Linked DNA regions of Homo sapiens: region 2 is linked to region 1. Evidence: chromatin loops called from intact Hi-C (ENCODE). Cell type or tissue: heart left ventricle. All regions are shown on one strand. Links, peaks and the distances in the headings refer to the core of each region. The heading gives the core; the rest is flanking DNA.

Region 1 (10,578 bases), core at 976-8,975:
CCCAGACCCCTACCTTCCCCCAAGCCTTCAGTCTCCTGAAGCCAGGTAGGGAGCAGGGGCTCTTTGGAAGAGCCCACAGAGTTCCAGGTCAGATGGCCCAGGCTCTGTGCCTTCCCCTCTTCCCCTGCCTGCTGTGTCATTTCAGGTGGAAGGCCTGGAGTTTCACCAGGAGGGTAAATCAAAAAAGGGCCCAGAGGCCAGTCTATTGCCCAGGAACATGATGAGGCTCCAATTGCCCCTTTTCTCCTCTGGAGGAATGGGAAGGTAAGTCTCCTGCTGTCCCTAAACCCTTGCCATCCCCCCGATCCCTTCTCCACCAGGAGCTTTCAGGCCTTACTAGCCCAAATGAAGTCACAGGCTGGAACCTCAAGGAGGCCATCTGGACACAGAAGACAGCCATGGTGAGGACTTCCCAGGCTCTTTGAACAGGAGGCTAAGGGTGACTCTGTGCAGCACTGTCCCTACTGACCCCAAGGGCAAGGAGATGCTGGAACTTCAGGGGGCTTCCTCCAAAATGACAGGTGTGCTGGCCCCTGGCTATGGGTTGAGGAAGCTTGGCAGACCAGGGCAAAGGCTCTGGAAGCCAGTCGGGGCTGATAGGCTAGACTCTGGGCACCTGGCTGTCACTGCGGCAGGGCTCTGCCAAGCATGGGGCAGGTGTGGATAAAGCCTTGAAGTCAGAGTGGCCTGGAGAATCCCCTCCAGGGAAGAGACAGGCAATCTGGCACCCTGGCACCTGCACCCACCAGACTCCAAACAGGAAACCGTTTAGGGCAGGAAGAGGTGAGACCATTCCCATATGGCCTTTCCCACTGGGCTCCTACAGGAAGTGAGGGATGTTTCTGAGGCTGCGATGGAAAGAGGGCCCTTGGTGCTGTTCCTCTATCTTCACCCGTGAATCCTTTCATTTTCTCAGTTTCCACCAAAACAAGCAAAAATCCTGACCCATAAAAAGCCCTCAATTTGGAGAGTGGACATTTCCAGATGTTTGGGGAGATGGCAACAGAAATTTAATTGAACCTTAGACATATTAGACAACCTGCATCCTAAAAAGCCCCCAGCCAAAGACAGATGGAGAGGCTGCCCTCTCTGTGTTCCCACCCCCACGGGGGTAGGAGTCTCCAAACCATTTTCTCCTCGGCCTTAAGGGGAGGAGTGAGCTCTGCACAATGACAAGAAGCCCTTTTGCCAGCTTCACCTTTTCTAAGTGCCCAGCAGTGTAGATTCTTTTACTCCATGACACAAATTCTGCCACTGCTTAGAAGGCAAAAGTGGTTGCAGTCATTTTGCTTTCAGTGACAGTCTCTTTGTTCTGTGGTTGCTAAGATTCCTTTAGAGAGCCCCTCTTGTTGTTCTTTTTTGTTTTTGAGACAGGGTCATGCTCTGTCACCCAGGCTGGAGTGCCATGGCGCAATCACAGCTCAGTGTGGCCTCAAACTCCTGGGCTCAAGGGATCCTCTCACTTCCACCTCCTAAATAGCTGAGACCACAGGCGTGCAACACCACGCCTGGCTAATGTTCTTTTTATTTTTTGTTGAGACGGGATCTTGCTATGTTGCTCAGGCTGGTCTGGAACTCCCACCTCCAAAAGTGCTGGGATTACAGGCATGAGCCACTCTGCCCCACTGGCCTCTAGTTGCATTTAAACAGGTTGAGAATTTCACAATAACCTGAAATAAAGTGTTGTCCTGGAACTTGGGCCTCAGGGAAACAGGAGATTCAGTAGCCAAGAAACCAGTGGCAACCCTGTGTCCCACCTGGCAGTGACGCAGCAGGGCATGGGTGGAAAGGTGGAGGGACAGGAGACAGCCACAGTGAGCTGCGCCCCCACCCCCAGTTCTCTTGCTACAGCCCAGCCCTCAACCTTCGAGCTCTGGCTTCATTGTCCCCTTCCCATAAATCAGAGAGAGAAAAAGAAACACACACACAACCTTTTGGGGTCCAATGGCGATGTTAATAAATACATAAAATTTTAAAGATCTGGATTTCCAAGGCACAAGAGTTTAACACAGGCCAGGCTGGTTCTCACAGGAATGACTCCGCGTGTGCCCCAGCATCCCAGGGAGGGGAGGGCAACAGGGGGAGGGCGGGGAGCCCCCCAGGACCTCCACTCTCCAAAGGGGTTGCAGGCCAGGGGCCCACTACTCATGTTCCTCCAGGCTGGCTCAGAACAGCCCCTTTGCCTTGGGGAAGGAAGAAGTGAGAAGCACCTCTATCACCTGGCAGGAGTTTAGGAGACATCCTCCAAGACCCCGGAGGTGTCCTGGGACCCCCTGCCACTTCCTGAGAGCCAGAGGATCTAAGACTGTTACCTGTCCCTTGGAGGTAGCATGGCCGGCAGCTGAGCACAGCTCAGGCCCTTACAGCACCGTGGGTGAGTGTGTCTTCCCCACTCCAGCACCAGGCCAGGGGCTGGCACCCTGCCCTGGGGCACTTGGCCTGGGTGGCCCTTGTCATCTCCAGGGCCAGGCTATGAGTGGACTCTGGTCCTCAGTCCTGGGGTCCAACCACCCCTGGGAGAACCACACACTCTGGCCCAGCTTGAGCCAGGTAGAAGATGAAGATGTCCGACTCCAGCAGGAGCGATCTTCGGAGAAGGGCAATGATTGAAGGGACAGCCTGAGAAATCGTGTTCCCTCTGTGTCCCACAGAGTCCCCTTCCAGGCTGAGAGTGATAATTGAAGTTGCCATCCTGGTGGAGTCAGGGAGTGAGCGCCAGTTTGGAAATCCCTGGATGCTGAGGACTTGGGGTCCAGGGTGTCCTGAGCCCCCTTCTCTGGTGGGCTGGGGTGAGATTGGGGGGCCAGTCTGTAATCTGGAGTCACTAGAAGTAACACTAGTGACATCTGCAAGGCCAGAGTATGGCCATGAGCACCATCTTCTGGCCAGCAAAGACAAACTGGCCTCTGCTGCCTGGCCTCAGCTGGTGGAACTGCATGGAGCTCTTGGCTTCCAGGAGCTGGGCCTGCGATCACCTTGTGTTCCACCCCCTCCAGCCCTGCAGCTGGGAAGCCTCATGCCACATTCCCAGGCCCCCCTCCTCTCGGCCTGGCTGTGAACAGTCCCCCACCTACCCTGGCCCTGCTTTGCCTTTCTGGGGAGAGGGGCCAAATATGCAGGGCCTCCACAGGGGTCCTCACAGTTCCGGGAAGGCAGGCAGCCCTGACAGCTTCTAGCTACAGACCAGCCGGGATTCAGACCTGCCCAGGCCCAGGGTCTGTGAGGAGGGAGCAATAGTTGACCCTGGTCTTGGCAGGGGAGACCAACAGGGGCCCTGAGAGGGTCAGTCCCGCCGGGGGCAGCTTGCTGAGGTATCTCCGATTAGGGCTTTCCCTGATCTTTGTCTTCCTCCCACCCCGCTTTGTGGGGTAAAGAGCATCACAGCCCCAAACGAGAAGAAGGCGAATGATTTAAAATGAAGTCTGTGCTTGCGCCTGCCCTGCTATGTGTGTCCTCTGAGCTGGGAGTCACGGGGCAGTACACAGAGTGTAAACGTGCCAGTGGGATGGCAGGGCACAGCTCATGTCACCGGGGAGGCAGCAGGGAGGCTGGTGCCGGGATGTCTCAGGTCTTCTCCAGGTTGCCCTTTGTCCTCAGGGACTGGCGTAGGTGTCTGAGTCCAGCCCCAAGGCAGCCCCCCGGGGGTGGTAGGGGAGATGCTCCAGGATGCTCCAGGGATTGGTGTCTCAGGGGCAAAGGGATGCTGGGTCCCTGGGGAGCTTGTATCCAGAGCTCCTGGGAGCTGTGTGGCTCGGCCATGCTGATGGTCCTCTGATCCCGTTGGCTTTCCAGGAGGCTCTGCAGCATCTGCAGGGTCCTGGGGTCCTGGTAAGGGGCTTCCAGGAGTGGAGAAGGGGGGCAGTGAGGTTGGGCCAGGGTCTGGGCCAGGGTTGGGGCCCGAGGCCTTCTTGATGCAGGACACACAGCAGAGCCGGTGGTAGCCGGGAATGGAGCAGTAGCGATCGAGCACTTCCATCTGGCAGAAGACAGACCTGTCTCCCGTGCAGGGCTCCGCTGCACACACAGCACAAGGACAAGGATGGAAGCAACGTGGGGATGCCTGTCAGTCAGGTGGCCCCCCCTCCCACTTACCCACTGACTGCCCGCCCTCCACCCCTGCCCCTGCTGGACCCACTATAAAGCTTTTTCTCAGGGTGGGGGCTACAGAGCCACCTGACGGGAGAGTCAGCCCTGACTACATGGAAGAGGAAGTAAAATCCCCTAGAGCAGCAGATCTCAAAGTGATGTCCCCACACGCAGCAGCAGCAGCGTCACCTGGAAGCTTGCTGGCAATGCACATCCTCCAGCACCACCCAGCCCTATTGCATCAGAAACTCAGGCTGGGGCTCAGCGCTGTGCTTTCACAAGCCCTCCAGGGGACTCCACGTGTGGGCGCATCTGAGAACCCTGGCCCTTCGCCATTCGCCCTCAGCCCTGCTGCACACTGGAATCCTTGGGGGTGCCTGTCTCCTTCACCCACACACTGGACAATCTAGGGTGTGACCTACCACCAGGTGCTTCTAACTTGCAGCTGCTCTGGATGGAAGTGGGAACCCTAGCCCCTCCCAATCAACCCAAGGAGTCTGGCCCCACTCCAGCCAGGGTCAGGCTAGACCCCAGGCAACTCATGCTTGGGACAGGCAGACTGACCATCCTGCCACAGTCAGCACACATCGGGACATTAAGACTGCTACTGCTTAATTTGGAATCAAGCAGATTTCAGTTCAAATCCAGGCTCTACCACTTAAAAGTGTGAGGCCTTTGGCAAGTCACTTAAACCCTCCAAGCCTCAGTTGCTTCACCTATAAAATGGGGCTGATGTTGACCCTTACCAGTGAATAATAACATTGCAAACAACATCTTTAAAGCACCTGGCAAAGATAAGTGCTCATTACACTAGTTTGCTTTGCCCAAAATATCACACCTTTCTGTGATAACTCCATGTAGGCTTCTCCAGACAGAATGTGAAGGCAGGAGCTTTGCTTTCTACTAATTTTTGCCAGAGAGAGAGAGAGAAAGAGGGAGGTGGGAAGAGTGGGAGGGACAGAGGGAAAGAGAGACACAGGTGGAGGGGCAGGCTTAGGGGAACAAGAGAAAGATCAGAGAAAAATGGAAAGCCAGTGGCCTCTAGATGGCGCCAGATTTCTGGAACCAGAATCGGAATCGTCCTTTGCTTTGGGAAGGAAGACGGCAGGAAACCCAGGCACTCCCCCAGTCAGAACCTCAGCCTAGGAGCAGAGAAGTAGAAGATTGGAGGTAGAAGGTCCTTTGAGGACATCTAGTCAGAACCTTATCTTACAGATGAGGTCACTAAGCTCAGAGAGGTTAACGAATTTGCAGCCAACTGGTCCTCTAACTAGGAGTTAGGGTCTTTGATCTTTCTGCTACTCATCTTGCCAGACCCTGGTCCTAGGGAGGGTGAGGAAGGAAAAGAGAGATGGAACCTAGGAAAGGAGTGAAGAATCTACAGCCTGGCACGTAGCAGTTGCTCAGTAAATATCTATCCGTGGGTGGATGAATGGAAAGATGGGAGGATGAACTGAATCATGGGGCTGAGAGAAATTGCTAGGCCTATTGTTACTGGAAGCTGACAGCCAGACAGGAGTGCATGCATTCTCTCATCCAATTATCTCACCAGCCCTATGAAGGCAGCTCATATCTACAATTGCTTGTCTGAAAATATTGGAACCAGATATAGTTCAGAATTCAGAACTTTTGGGATCAGAAACATTATATTCTGTGTTTATATTATAGAACATCCTCAATGGAGCCTGAGATATCACCTTGTAACTAAATATGGCTAAATTTCTATATCAAAAGAATAAATGATCTCATTAGTTCAGGTCAGATTTTGCTGCCAGGTAAGTTTGCACCAAACTTAGAAATAAACATTTTGGAATTGCAGGTAACGGCTCATGGACCAGTAGAGCCTCCTCCCCACTTCATAACTGAGGTATCTGAGGCTCAGGGAGGTGAAGGTCACACAGACAGCTACAAGCTGGGTTTGCTCCACTGAGTGGCCCATGCTGCAACACCAGGGCCACTGAAAGGTCTGGGGAGCAGGGTAGGGTCCATAGACTGTACTTACTTGATGATATCTTGTTAATGGGATGTAGGGGTTCAGATTGTGGCACCCACTGCCCCTCTGGCGTCCCAAGTTCCCAGACATCGGCCCTCACCGTGGAGTTCTGGTGATTTCCTGTGAGCAGGAAGAAGCAATTCTAGTATTTGGGACTTTGGCCCAAGGGACTGGACCTGGCCTCCCCATCCCCTCTGGCTCACCTCCACAGGCGGGCAGGCTGCAGACCTGGACAGTGTCTGGCCTATCCCCCTCGCAATGCCCGAGGCTGTTGGCGTTGGTCCTGCACACCACCTGCCGCTGCTGGATGCCCTCTCCACAGGTGGCAGAGCACTGCCGTGGGTGGGTCAGTGCCAGGCATAGCGGCCGGGGTCAGGGTAGGTGGAGAGAAGAAAGACGAGTCAGTGAGCTCAGAGCCCAGCCAGTGCCCGGGGACAGAAAGGGTACAAAGGAGAGCACCAAGTCTTCACTTGACCAGAGGGACATGCAAGGACTGCTTCTAAGGAGCCTCAGTGGGACACTGTACCTGTTGCCAAATAGTCCTGATACCAATGGTGAAGAGCCATTGCCCTGAGCCTAGAACTCCATGGGCCTTTCCACAATCTAAACGGTTAATCTCTGGCTCAGGAGGGAACCTCTGGGACCCCATTCCCTACTACCACCTGCATGCACTGTGTCTGGTCTGTGCCTGGGTTCTTTAATATTTTGTGTATCACTCTAGCAAACTCCCCTGTTGCAATCCACTACATGGTGTGACCTGGGCAGGTGGATTGATGTGATGATATCCTATTAACAGGATATAGGGGCCTGGATTGTGGCTTCTGCTACCCCCCACCCCTGGTTCAGTGTCTTACTCTGTAAACAGAGAGCTGGGCGACAGGGTCTCCATGGACCCTCCTCTGACTAGCTCTGATAGTCAATAATCTTGTGACTTGATTTACCAAACATGGGCCTGCAGAAGTATGTTCAAAAGTGTCTTCTTCCCTGATGGAGCAGGGTGCGGGTACAAGGAGCAGGAGGCACCAGAGGACCGAGGACCACCGTTTGCAGGGGGTGGCCACACACATCGTCCCCTGGACCTGACCCACTCTAACTCTGACAAACAGGGAATGTGGAGGTCCTCAATGGAGGGGCAGGGACTCCAGGAAAGCAGCGTTGCCCAGTGTGACTGGGTCACCTTTTAGATGCTGACCACAGCCTTATCTAGCTGGAAGGAGAGGAATTTGCAGGACCCCACTTCCCACACTGGAGCATGTGACCACTGAGACACAAGGGTCATGGGGCCACACAGAACTACGAGACAAACACGGCATATCCTCCCAGGATGAATCATTACAAACAGCAGCTAACAGCTCCTGACTGCTCAGTCAGTCTCATAAGGGGCTGTGAAAGTTGATTATATGAATAGGGTCATACTTGTCACACCCAACTAAATCAGAGTTGAGGGACCAGGGGAAAAAGCACTCAGGGCACCTAGCACCTGCTCCAAGAATTAAATTCTCCACTGGGCCAGCTGCTGAAACAGGCTGATGTAATTCCAAGACCAGTTTTACCTAGCAGCTGCTGAAACAACCTGCTGTGACTCCACGGCTAGTTTTCCATAGCACCATCACTCACCAGTCAGAGCTTGCCAGCTCCCAAAAGCTTGTCTAGTGCCAATGAGTTGGTGTTCAACACAATACATATCATGTCTCTTTCTAATAAAACCCCCAACCTTTCCTTTGTTCTTTGGACATACTGAAGACCACCCGGTCTCTGTGTATGCCTTGAATTGCAATTCTTACTTAATAAAAGTTAAATTTAGAGATTCATCTCTATATTTTGCTTATTGCGACAGGGCCAGTATCTTCCACTATCTGCCATCTCTCTGTTACTTTTATCTGTGGGGTCCTTTGAAGACCAGCAATCTGTTTTATATCAAAACAAATGAAGCTATATATTATGGAGACATATAAAATGCATGAGTTGTGTGTGGATTTTTGGTTCTTTACAAATATTCATAATGCAATATTTCAAAATACAGAAAAGTATGGAGTTATTCACAAAACCCTATCCAGATGCCACCACCAGCCTTAATAAATGAGCATCCCAGAATATTTTCAGATTGTGTTGTGTCCCTCTAAACATTAAGGAAATGACATCCATTGGAAGTGCTTTTTTACTTCATACTGAAGTACTTTTTCTCACCTAAATGTATTCTCTATAACAGAAGTTTATCTATTTTGGTAAGTACAGTTCAGGCCTGTTCATTTTTCTTGTTGTATAGTACTGTATTATATGAACAGACCATGATTTTTGTCCAATCTTCTATAGATAAACATTTGAGATACGTCCTAATGTTTTGCTGTTGCAATAAACAGCATTGTGATCAAATGAGGTTTTTTAAATTGGGGTAATATCTATATAACATAAAGTTTGCCATCTTAACTAATTTTTTCTTTTTTTGAGACAAAGTTTCGCTCTTGTCGCCCAGGCTGGAATACAATGGCGTGATCTTGGCTCACTGCAACCTCTGCCTCCCAGGTTCAAGCGATTCTCCTGCCTCAGCCTCCCGAGTAGCTGAGATTACAGGCATACGCCAGCCACCACACCCGGCTAATTTTTGCATTTTTAGTAGAGACGGGGTTTCACCATGTTGGCCAGACTGGTCTTGAACTCGTGACCCCAGGCAATCTGCCTGCCTTGGCTTCCCAAAGTGGTGGGATTACAGGCGTGAGCCACCGCGCCCAGCCCATCTTAACTATTTTTAAGTCTATGGTTCAGTGGCATTAAGCACATTCCCATTGTTGTACAATCATTACCACCATCTGTTTCCAGAACATTTTCTTCTTTCCCAACTGAAACTCCTCGCCTATTAAACACTAACCCCTCATTCACCCTCCAGCAGCCCCTGGAAATCACCAGCAAAGTGCCCTCATGGAGTGTTTGTCCTTACATGTCTGGATGTCTGGCTTATTTCTTTTCTTTTTTTTTTTTTTTTTGTGAGACAAGCTCTTGCTCTGTCACTCAGGCTGGAGTGCAGTGGCATGGTATGGTCATAGCTCACTGGAGCCTTGACCTCGTGGGCTCAAGCAATCTTCCTACCCTAGCCTCCAGAGCAGCTGGGATTACAAGCACACACCACCACGCCCAGCTAACTTTTTACATTTTTTGTAGAGGCGAGGTCTTGCTCTGTTGCCCAGGCTGGTCTCGAATTCCTGGGCTCAAGCAATCCACCCACATCAGCCTCCCAAAGATCTGCCCACCTCAGCCTCCCAAAGTGTTGGGATTCCAGGCATGAGCCACTGCATCCAGCTTGGCTTGTTTTACTTGGCATGATGTTCTCAATGTTCACATCAAATGAGTATTTAAAAGAAAACCCAAGACAATTTCGTCAAGGCAGTTTCCCGAAGGTGGCCTCCAGGGTCTGAGCCACAGAGCACCCAAATAACTAAGCAGCGCTACTGCTATCTCCCCTTCGCTACCCTGACTGTCTAACGCTCAACCTTCCACAGCACCGTCAGAGTGATCTTTACAACCTGAAATCAGAGCTTGTAATGCCCATGTTAAAAGGCTTCCCTGGTTTCCCATTGCTCTTAGAATATATGCAAACCCCTTGCAAAGCCCGTAGCCATGGACCCCCGCCTGCCTCCCCAGTGTTATCTCGCAGCCCCTATCCCTCCCAGTCAGCTCCAGCCCCACTGTCCTGTTGGCTTCTGGAACGTTGTAAAATTGTTCCTGACTTGGTCTCTTCCTGTGGCTTGTCCCTCTGGTCTCAGCTTGAGCAACACCTCCTCAGAGAAGCCCTCTGACCGCCCTCCATCCTCCACCACATCGACCCACTACTCCCCACCCAGCTCCGACTGCAGTCTGTCAGTGCTTGGCTGTGGGTTGATGGCCTAATACATTTCCCTCACAGGACTGTGGGCTGCACGAGGGCAAGAATCAGCTCTGTCTGGTTGATGCTAGGTTCCCTCATTCTTAGTACAAGGTCTGGCATACAGCTAGTGCTCAGCAAGTATTTCTGGAATGCAAGAGTGTACTTCAGTCTGCTCATCTGGAACACAGGGACATGAACCCATGCCTCCTGGCACTGTGTGAAGCTTACTGGCAGGAATGAATGAACCTAAAGGCCTAGCACAGAGCCACGGCCCAGGGTACGTAGGAGCTATTCTACTTTAAGGAAAACAAAATTTGATGTAGGGGGAGCCATTCAGGCAGAAACTCTCTTGCCTGCAGGGAACACCAAAAAAATCCCTCAGACCCACCTCCTCCCCAAGCCCCTCCCACCTCCTGAGGACAAGTCACCTGGGACCAGGCTCCCAGCCTCCACTGGGCTGGGCAGGGCACTCGGAGACAGGGCCGTCGGGCCTCAGGCCGGTCCCCGGCGCAGGCTTTGGCCGGCATGACCTTGTGGGTTCCATTGGAGAGGGGCAGCAGGCACTGTATCCCCCGTGTCTGCACCCCCAGCTTCCCACAGCTCCGGCTGCAGGCACCCCACTCCTCCGTCACCCACCTGG
Region 2 (10,578 bases), core at 1,401-9,400, 140 kb after region 1:
ATTCAGTCTACTGGGGGACTTAGGATTTTTTTTCTTTGAGACAGAGTCTCACTCTGTCACCCAGGCTGGAGTGTAATGGTGCGATCTCGGCTTACTGCAGCCTCCACCTCCTGCGCTCAAGCGATCCTCCCACCTCAGCCCCACAAGTAGCTGGGACTACAGACACATGCCATCATGCCCAGTTGTTTTTTGTTTTTGTTTTTGTTTTTGTTTTTGGTAGAGACAGGGTTTCATGTTGCCCAGGCTGGTCTTAAACTCCTGAGCTCAGGTGATCCACCCATCTTGGCCTTCCAAAAGGCTAGGATTACAGGCATAAGCCACCATGCCCAGCTTTTAGGATTTTATTTTGGTTTACACCTTCATAGTTCTTAGTTAGGACAGATCCCTGGAACAAAAGAGTGACAAGAGAATAACAAACAGAAGTTTAATAACACATATACTTTATGCATATAAAACCATCCTTTCAGGGTTAACAAGAAATACATGCAGTGTTCTGGGCAGAAATATACTCATTATTAAGCATTAGGAGCACTAAGCAGGCTGCACTTTGGCCCACTTCTTTGTAATTTATCTTTTTTTTTATTTTTATCTATTTTTTTTTTTTTTTGAGACAGAGTTTCACTCCTGTTGCCCAGGCTGGAGTGCAATGGCGCGATCTCGGCTCACTGCAACCTCCGCCTCCCAGGTTCAAGCGATTCTCCTGCCTCAGCCTCCCCAGTAGCTGGGATTACAGGCATGTGCCACCACGCCCAGCTAATTTTGTATTTTTAGTAGAGACGGGGTTTCTCCATGTTGGTCAGGCTGGTCTCGAACTCCCGACCTTATGTGATCCGCCCGCCTCGGCCTCCCAAAGTGCTGGGATTACACGAGCCACTGAGCCCGGCACTTCTTTTAATTTAAAGTCACGTAGCACTAGATCCCCACCATCTGCATTCCCACTGTTCCTACAGATAGGATCTCTGACACCTAAGGCTTTTGTTTAAGAATTACTTAAGATGGCCGGGCGCGGTGGCTCATGCCTGTAATCCCAGCACTTTGGGAGGCCGAGGCGGGCAGATCACGAGGTCAGGAGATGGAGACCAGCCTGGTGAACACAGTGAAACCCCGTCTCTACTAAAAATACAAAAAATTAGCCGGGCGTGTTGGCAGGCACCTGTAGTTCCCAGCTACTCGGGAGGCTGAGGCAGGAGAATGGCGTGAACCCGGGAGGCGGAGCTTGCAGTGAGCCGAGATCACATCACTGCGCTCCAGCCTGGGTGACAAAGTGAGACTCCGTCTCAAAAAAAAAAAAAAAAAAAAAAAAGAATTACTTAAGATGTTTTCAGATCCTGAATTCCAGCTGAACAGCTGATGCCCATCAGCTTGAAGACTCCCACAGAGGAGCTGAATCAACATGAGAATGCAGTTTCTTCATCTCCCCATCCCAGGATTTCACGCTGCACTCTTTGACCAATCAACAATCTCCACACCTTGGCCACTCCAAACTCCTTAAAATCTCTAACCCCCAACTCCTCTGGGAGGCAGATTTGAAGTTTCCTCTTGCCTCCTTGCTGGGCAGCCCTATGATTAAAACTTTTTCTCTGATGCAACTCTCAGTGTTGATGTATTGACTTACCATGTATACTGCAACAGACTTGTTTATGGTCAAACATACATAAGATACCTAGAGTAAATGAGTAAATCTCAAAGAGATGGCTCTGAGTTCAGGCTTAGATATAATCTTCAGCTAAAACAAAAATACAAGGGTGTGAAGAAGGCCAGCTGTGGGGAGATGCCCAAGAAAATCTCAAGCCGGGTGCAGTGGCTCATGCCTGTAATCCCAGCAATTTGGGAGGCCAAGGCAGGCGGATCACTTGAGGCCAGGAGTTTGAGACCAGCCTGGGCAACATGGTGAAACCCCATCTCTACTAAAATTACAAAAATTAGCTGGGCATGGTGGTACATGCCTGTAATCCCAGCTGAGGCAGGAGACTTGCTTGAACCCAGTGGGTGGAAGTTGCAGTGAGCCTAGATCATGCCACTGCACTCCAGCTTAGGTAAACAAAGTGAGACCCTATCTCAAAAAAAAAAAAAAAAAAAAAAGAAAAGAAAAGAAAATAGGATAAGGTTTGTTAGGCAGATTTAAGTTGATACCTTCTCCACTGATAAGAGTTTCCAGTGATTTAACATCATTCTTCTCTTTCTGGTACTGAGCAGGAAACATCTTTACAAATGGAGATTTCCTTTATGGCTTTTAATTTCCCTTATAAAAGGGTAATTTTTACTGTGTTTTCAGAGCTTCTCCTATGTCTGCAGTTTCTCAAAATTTTAAGGGATCTCTAGGGTGTTGACTTTTCTGGCCAGAAACCTCTGTGGCCACAGCACTATTGCCCAAGTTCTTGTCCTGTATCCAAAAGAATGAGGTATGCAGACAAGTGAAGGGTGAAGAAGAGTTTTATTTAGTGTTAGAACAGCTTAGAGGAATGGGTAGCTCCTCTCTGTAGGCAGGTCATCCCATCCAGTGTTCAGCTCTCCACAAAAAGGAGGCCCTGGAGAGGATAACTCCTCTCTGCAGGCAGGTCATTTGGACATTTCTGCAGGTCTCTGCAGCTATCAGCAGAGAAAGTACTCCTCTTTGCAGGTGGTCCTCCCATCATCTCCGCCCTCTTCGTCCTGTGCCCCACTCTGGCTGAGCCCTGGGCTTTTATGGGCCTTGGAGGGAAGGAAGTACATGCCAGTTGGTCCCTGGGTGGCCATGGGAGGCCCAGAAGAGGCACCACAAGTCCCCCCACCAGTCTGCCAATCTGCAGGACTGGCAGCCCGGTCCCCAGCCTTCAGACCTTCCCTGGCCTGAAGGTGTGGCCTTACTGGGGACCTGCCTCCTTCCACCCAAAAATCAATTTGCCTCCCACTGCCATTCATGGCCCCTGGGCTTGGCCCCAACACCCCCTCCAAGATCAGAGGAGGCACCATGAGTGAAGAGAAGCCAGGCAGTGGGAAAAGACACCTCTGAGCTTGGAGGGATGGAGGAGTGTCCTTCCTAAGGCCACTGAGGGTGCAGGCTGCAGAGACACCAGCTCCTGCACCTGGGAGGGCGGTCACAGCCACACCCAGGAGGGCAGATCCTGCCTGCTCCCAGACCTCCTCAAAGAGCACAGCTGCAATTTGGACGGCTGTAGCCCCACCCAGGAGGGTGAGTCTCCTGTGTGCTCTGTAGAGCAGGAGGCCTGGGTCTGAAGCTGCTGGTTGGGCAGTTGCAGCAGCACCCAGAGAGCTCTCCTCCCAACTCCCACCAGCTTTATGGAGTGTGCAGCCAAAGCCGTGCCTCCCTGCTGCAGCCAGCATGATGGCAGCAGCCACTGCCATCAAAAATACTCAGCTCGGCCAGGCGTAGTGATTCACATTTGTAATCCCAGCACTTTGGGAGGCTGAGACAAGCAGATCACGAGGTCAGGAGATCGAGGCCATCCTGGCTAATATGGTGAAACCCCGTCTCTACTAAAAATACAAAAAAAAAAAAAAAATTAGCCAGCCATGGTGGCAGGTGCCTGTAGTCCCAGCTACTCAGGAGGCTGAGGCAGGAGAATGATGTGAACCTGGGAGGCGGAGCTTGCAGTGAGCGGAGATCGCACCACTGCACTCCAGCATGGGCAACAGAGTGAGACTCTGTCTCAAAAATAAATAAATAATAATAATCAGCTCAAAATCATTCTTATGCCAGAGGCATATTTTGGAGTGGCATATTCTGATCTGCTAAAACCATATTTTAGAGTAACATATTTTGTTTTTTTACAATATTAAATCTTTCTCCTTTTCTGAAATGTGCATTTATGACCATAAACTTCCCTCTAAACATAATATTAGTTGCATCCCATGTATTTTAGTGTATCATATTTTTATCATTCAGTTAAAAGTATTTTCTGACTTATTCTTTGATTTGGAACTTATTTTGAAGGATATTGGTGTTAGAAGAAAAGTTTTAGACAAATTAAATTTAACAGAGTTTAATTGAGCAAAGAACATTTCACAAATTGGGCAGTCCCTAGAACCAGAAGAGGTTCAAAGTGACTCTGGTGGTTGGAAAGGATTTATGGACAGAAAAGGGAAAGTGAAATACAGAAAACAGAAGTGAGACGCAGGAACAGCCAGATTAGTTGCTTGGCAGCCAATCCAAAAGGCAACTAAGCGTTTGCCTTATCTGAGCATGGTTTGAACCATTGGCTGCCTGTAAGTGGTTGAAATATGACTGCTGTGATTGGCTAAGACCTACTTGTTACAAGAGTAGGTTACAAGGCCTGGCATGGTCGCCCACACCTATAATCCTAGCACTTTGGGAGGCCAAGGCGGGTGGATCACCTGAGGTCAGGAGTTCAAGACCAGCCTGGACAACATGGTGAAACCCCATGTCTACTAAAAATACAAAAATTAGCTGGGCATGGTGGTGCGCACCTAATCCCAGCTACTTGCGAGGCCGAGGCACAAGAATCACTTGAACCTGGGAGGTGGAGGTTGCAGTGAGCCAAGATTGTGCCATTGCACTCCAGCCTAGGTGACACAGTGAGACTCTCTGTCAAAAAAATAAAATAAAATAAAAGAGTAGGTTATAGTCTGTTTACACATCCAGTTAGGTTACAGTTCATTACTTACTGAGAAACCTTTAGGCCAAACTTGAACTATGTAAGGAGGCAGCTTTAGGCTAAATGTAATTTAACCCTTGTATATTTTCAAACATTTTGATTTTTTGTTTGTTTGTTTTTTTGTTCTTGTTATTGATTTCTTGCTTAATCCACTGAGTAACATTCTCTGTAAATTTTTAATCCATTGAAATGTTTTGAGATATTTTATGGCCCAGTAAATTGCCAATTTAGGTAAATGTTCAGTACGCACTTGAAAAAAAGACATATTTCTTTTGTAAACCAAAAACAAAATCCTAAGCTACCCAACTGATTGAATGGACTCCCTCTGGGCCAAGGAAAACCTGAAAAAATGAATTCCAAATCATGATGGGAAGGGAAGTTGGAGAGGCCTCATTATGCCCCCTCCCTTTTGGAGTTTAGGCACAACTGGCCAGCATTAATATTAAAAGAGAGATCATAAGACCGACAAAACAGACTCTTTGTAGTAATAAAACACAAAATTCCAACCTAACTCTGGTATGGCATCACATGCTGTCTGCGGGCTGCCACCTATGAGACTTCATCTACGTAACAAGGGCCTTGGCTTCCACAACCCCCTTGTCTTAGCTCAAGGATTCCTTTCTACTGACTTCTTAAGCCTTTAGACAAAGCTTAACTCTTTCAACCAATTGCCAATCAGAAAATCTTTGAATCTACCTATATGACCTGGAAGCAGTCCCCTCCCCATAAGACATCCCACCTCTTTAGGCTGAACCAATGTACACCTTCCATGTATTGACTTATGTCTTTCCTTGCAACTCTTGTTCCCTAAAATGTATAAAACCAAACTGTAGCCCAACCACCTTGGGCACACTTTCTTAGGACCTCTTGAGAACGTATCCTGGGCCATGGTCACTCATATTGGCTCTGAATAAGCCTCTTTAAATATTTTACAAAGTTTAGCCTTTTCATCAACACTTTGGTGTATGGGTACAGTGTCCTATATATGTCAGTTGGGTCAAGCTTATCATTGCATTGTTCAATTTTTTTGTATCTTTACTGATTTTATTGTCCACCTGTTTTATCAGTTAAAAAGAGAGGTATGTTAACATATTTCACTACAGTATGTATTTATTCTGTTTCATTACTTCAGTTTTCTTCTTTAAGGTCTCTTTTATACATGGGTTGGATCTTCTCTATCTTCCATATCTATCACCTTTATATCTTTTTTTAAACCAGTCTCCACTTTTGATTTTTTTAATTTCCTCTGTTTCATCTTCTATTTCTCTTATGACATTATTTATGTTATTTATTCATTCTAGCTTCTTTTTATTTCTAAAATGGTTAGAGGTTTTTTTTAGAAAAGAAAAATGGTTTTTTCCTAACTAAATTCTGTGTGAGCTCTTTTCAAATTTTCCTTGTATCCAATTATCTCATCTCTTAATTTTTATAATCCTGACTTATGCTTTAGTTTCCTAAATTCTGTCATTTTAAAAACTCTTCTACTTCATTTAAAAATATCAAATGAAAAATTTTATGTATTTTGTAGGGCATGTCTTTCCAGAGATCATTGCCTGATGATCTGTTACTATGCTAATCAACTTTTTTCTTTAAAAACAAAACAAAACAAAACAAAACAAAAACTGAATGGGACTGGATTTCTCCTCTGCAATCCTTTTGCATTACGTATGTTTAAGTGAGATAGTTTTTCGGGCAGTCCTCAATGGGGAGAATGGGAAAAGATTTCTTGGCCTAGATTCGTGACTCTAGGGCTCCCTCTTCTGTTGTACTGAAAAATGTCTTTAAAATGGGTTGAAGATTCTGGGAATGACTTCCTCTGTCGCCTTCCTCCAGTTTTGTCTGGACCTTATCTGTACATGGCTCCCTGTCTTGCTCAGTTTAGAGTCTAGTCCCAGCCATTTTGCCTCTGTGTGAGACTTTGTCCTAGAAGGATATTTAGCTGGCAAGTTTCAAGATTTTATGAGGCGATTTCATGGGTTGTTGGGAGGATTAATTTACATGATAATTATAAATTCACAAGGTGTCTGGCAGAGAGTGCATGTTAAACATGGGATGCTTACAGTTATAATGATTAATACCCACTCATTTATCCCTACATCCTAGTCCAACCCAGAAACACATGCTGTTTCCTTCATGTGAGTCGCTCTTTTTTGTCTCCATGCTTTTGCCCCTGTTGTTCTCCTCCCTGAAAACCTCTGCACAGTCTTTGCTACCTGCCAGTCCTTCGCATGCATCTTGTTCTGGTAACATAGAGACCCAAACCCACTGCTCCCCTCCGAACCACGGTAGCTCTTCATTGCTAAGCCACACATCTCAAACCACCTTTAAGGTTTTATGCCAATGACTTCAGTTTTATTTTGATCTTTTACTCTGCGTCAAGCTCTTTAAACACATTATTACCTCATTTCATCTTCAAAGCAGTGCTCTGAGTTAGAGGCATAGATGGATGGGTACCTTTGTTGGTCTTATTTTACAGATGAAGACACTGCAGCTTAAAGAGATAAATACTCGGATACAAGGTTAATTGTTGTTAGTAGAAAGCAGTAGAGCCAGAATTTTGACCAGGCACTCTGGCTCCCAGAACTATAAGTTCAGTTATGATGCCAAAATGTATATTTGGATGGTAGGCTCCTTTAAGGATGGAACTCTATTTTATGTGTCTTTGTAGCCCTCTCTATGATTACTAGCACCTGGTGCATAGTATGTGTTCATTAAAGACTCCATCAATGCGTGGCATGGTGGATGAATGTACACATCCACCAGTGCTAGTCAAATGCGTGGGGCTGTGGGGCTTTCGGAAGAAACTTTGCTAGCTAAAGGCAGATGAAAAAGTCTCAGACACTGTTCAGTTTCTTCCAAGAAGTCATTAGTCAGACTCTTACTCAGAACTTCTTTTCTTTTTTTCCATTCAGGTTTGCGCTCAGTGAGACATTTATGTTTTCACAAGCCCTTGGCCACTAGCAATCCATCAAAAAACCCCAGCCATGGCTCAGCATGGCTGGCTGGCCAGACCAAATGGTAGGCAGACTGTCAAAACATTCACAAAACCCACACCAAATTTTTAAACTGTATAATCTAAGGGCATTGCTCTCACAGAGAAGTAACAGACCCACTGTTCTTTAATAGAAATATCAGAAAACTGGGAGCTCAGGGATGAGTTAGAAATCCAGTTTTTCCAGACATTGGAATTTCACTTGAACGTGGATTTGCTAGACAGCTGTATGAGCTGCGCTCCTGCGAGAGCACTGGCCTCAAGCCAGAAAACCTAGGTCTGCTCCCTGCTCTGCCACTTGTTGGTTGTATAACATTGGGCAAGTACTTCTTGCTGGGTCTCAGTTTTTTTAATTAAAAAAAAAATAGGGATAACAATATTTTGCATATGTCACAACATTGTTAGGTGCAGATGAAATAACACACACAAAATTCTTTGTAAACTGTAAAGTCTGTGTCAGACAAAATCAAGAGTGGGGGTCATGGAGCCAAATGAGACGACTGGGGCTGCCATTTCTAAACAGCTACCATGGGTCTCCTGAAGCAAATGAGGGGCAAGAAGTCAATCTGGTAAAAGGGAAGAATGAAGAAGAGAAAGAAAGGGAGGTAAAAGCCTACAAAATCTGAACAGGAGATACAGAAAGGACAGGAGAGAAGGGGACCCTGATGTCTTTCCAGTTCCTCTAAGTATAGGTTCATTTGGGGAGATTCCTACGGTAATCCTTATAGCAATCCTCAGTGTTACCATTGATTTAAAACAAAACAAATGCAGGTCTCTTCATCTGTTCAGTCTGCTATAACAGAAGTACCACAGACTGGGTGACTTCAAAGAACAGAAATTGATGTCTCCCAGTTCTGGAGGCCAGAAGTCTGAGATTAGGGTGCCAGCTTGCTGGGCTCTGGCAAGGGCCCTCCTCTGAGCTGCAGACGGCTGTCTCCTCATTTCATTCCAGTCCTCTGGAGCCTCTCTAATAAGGGCACTGACACCATTCATAAGGGATTATGACCTGATTACCACCCTCATAGCCTATTACTTCCCAAAGGCTCCACCTCCTAGTACCATCACATTGGTGGTTGGGATTTGAACAAATGAATTTTGGGAGAAACATAAACATTCAGTCATTACAGCGGGAGATTCTACTTCTACTACTCATTTCCACAACATGCACATTCGCATTCTAGGTTCTTGTTTGGTTAGCTGATAGAGTTGATGTGGCGGGGTAGACCTCAAATCAAAGGTGTTAGAAATGCTCTCTTTGTGCTCCCTAAATTGGGTCAATCTCATATGAAAATGTTGTCGGTATGAATTTGTAACCACCATAGGCTTGTTCATAGCCCTCACCACCATGGGCTTAGATCTCTGTGCTAGGAGCTGGGCATGGTGGCTCATGCCTATAATCCCAGCTACTCAGGAGACTGAGATGGGAGGATCCCTTGAGCCCAGGAGTTTGAGACCAGCCTGGGTGATATAATGAGACTCCCTCTCTACAACAACAATGAAAAAGATCTCTATGTTAAAACAGGAAAAAACAAGCAAACAAAACAAACAAACAAAAAAACTCCTTCATCTGAATTAACTAGTGGTTGCTATACCTACCAGAGTCCTTTGAGTCTTTTAAAGTAAAACAGAAAGAACAGAATAATCTAGCACATAGTAGGCAATCAATAAATATTCACTGACTGAAAGAATAAAGAACAAATATTACAGAGTAGCTATCCTTAAAAGCTTTCTATGAGAAAACCCACTTCTGTTACCTAGAAAGACAGAATTAAATACATATATCAAAAAGCATAAACAAAATTGGAAAAAAGTAAGGGAAATTCTAAGCAGCCAAAAATAATAAAGAAGCAAAAACTAGAGGGTAAAGCAGGCCAACAGCCAGGGATACCCTGAGGACACAGGCCTGGCCAGGGAAGCCAGAACCTCAGGCTACGGTGACCACACGAGCAACAGGAAATAAGGCTGGGCAGGGTTGCAGAGTAGGGGAATTGAAGCTGAGACCACTCCACGTAAAAAACTAAATAAATACTCAAAGGGCTAATAATGTCAATCAAAGGATAGGCTGTTAAAAGGATCTATTTACTGGGATAGGGAGTCCAGAAAAAAACTCATTTTTCTCAGTCTTAAATCTGAGTGGAAGGACGGTCTCTCCTTAAACATCAGAACCACAGGTCTACCTTCCCATATGCCACTTGCGTGAGTCAGAACATGCCAAGCCAAAAAATAAGCATAAATAGGTCTGAGTCGGTAAAAACGGGAAGTGTCTCATAAAAGCACATGCAAACCCACTTTGGAGGAATGTTCTCAATCCTAAACTTTGCAGGATTCCCACAGGTGAAGGGCAGCCAAGAATGAGCTCACAATCTAACATTGCAAGCAAAACCCTCAAGGAAACAATCCACCAACCAGGAAGATTCAGCTGTATAACAAGATAAAGAATGAGCTGCACCAAAGATTTTATGTGTTGGCATAACTAGATATAAAACCCAAAATGAATACGTTGACATGTTTAAAATTTGTTTCAATAACTAGAAGACATAGTCATGAAATTTTGAAAAAGAATGAAACAGAGTTTACACATAAATCATTAAAAGCAAAAATTAACTAAACAAAAAAATGTCATAGGTAAGACTGAGGGAAATGAGGCCACTTATGCTTTGCTGGTAAGAGTGAAAACTGGTGCTGTCCTTATGGGGGCTATTTATAGCAAATTTATTACAAAATTAAAAATGTGTAAGGTTCTGTTCCAGCAATTCAATTCCTGGGAATTTATTCTACAGATATCCTCCACATGTCCAAAAGGAGGCGTGTACAAGGTTATTTACTGCAACATTGTTCATTAGAGCAAAAGACTATAAATAACCCAAATGGCCATCATTAAAAGGCTGGCCCAATAACTTACGGTTCATCCATATAACAAAATACTATGCAACATTTTTTTTAAATGAAAGATTGAGGAAATTATGTGCT

The links. Hi-C counts contacts between places; a loop is a spot of excess contacts. Peaks named below come from ENCODE experiments on the same cell type or tissue, not always from the same donor. Only the 100,000 strongest peaks of a DNase experiment are listed, where the experiment ranks them.
Region 2: it touches region 1 in a loop (5-fold over the local background); 33 of 110 quality-filtered maps call a loop at or near these places.

The regions. Positions count from the first base shown.
Region 1 is chr10:70,753,796-70,764,373 of GRCh38, reverse strand. ADAMTS14 (ADAM metallopeptidase with thrombospondin type 1 motif 14) reads right to left here. Exons shown (of 22, transcript NM_080722.4): 19 at 10,367-10,574; 20 at 6,283-6,412; 21 at 6,089-6,199; 22 at 1,933-4,014. The coding sequence ends at 3,521. Among named protein-coding and RNA genes, the nearest start is that of TBATA, 26 kb to the left of the region's middle. RefSeq lists enhancers at 1,819-2,588, 6,780-7,739. In heart left ventricle, for the core only: CTCF peaks have their summits at 2,879 (motif pointing left) and 5,113 (motif pointing right); DNase peaks (open chromatin) are centred at 2,413, 4,353, 5,153 and 6,403.
Region 2 is chr10:70,615,271-70,625,848 of GRCh38, reverse strand. No RefSeq gene overlaps it. Among named protein-coding and RNA genes, the nearest start is that of PRF1, 18 kb to the right of the region's middle. RefSeq lists an enhancer at 1-562. In heart left ventricle, for the core only: a CTCF peak has its summit at 6,380; no DNase peak of the experiment used is centred there.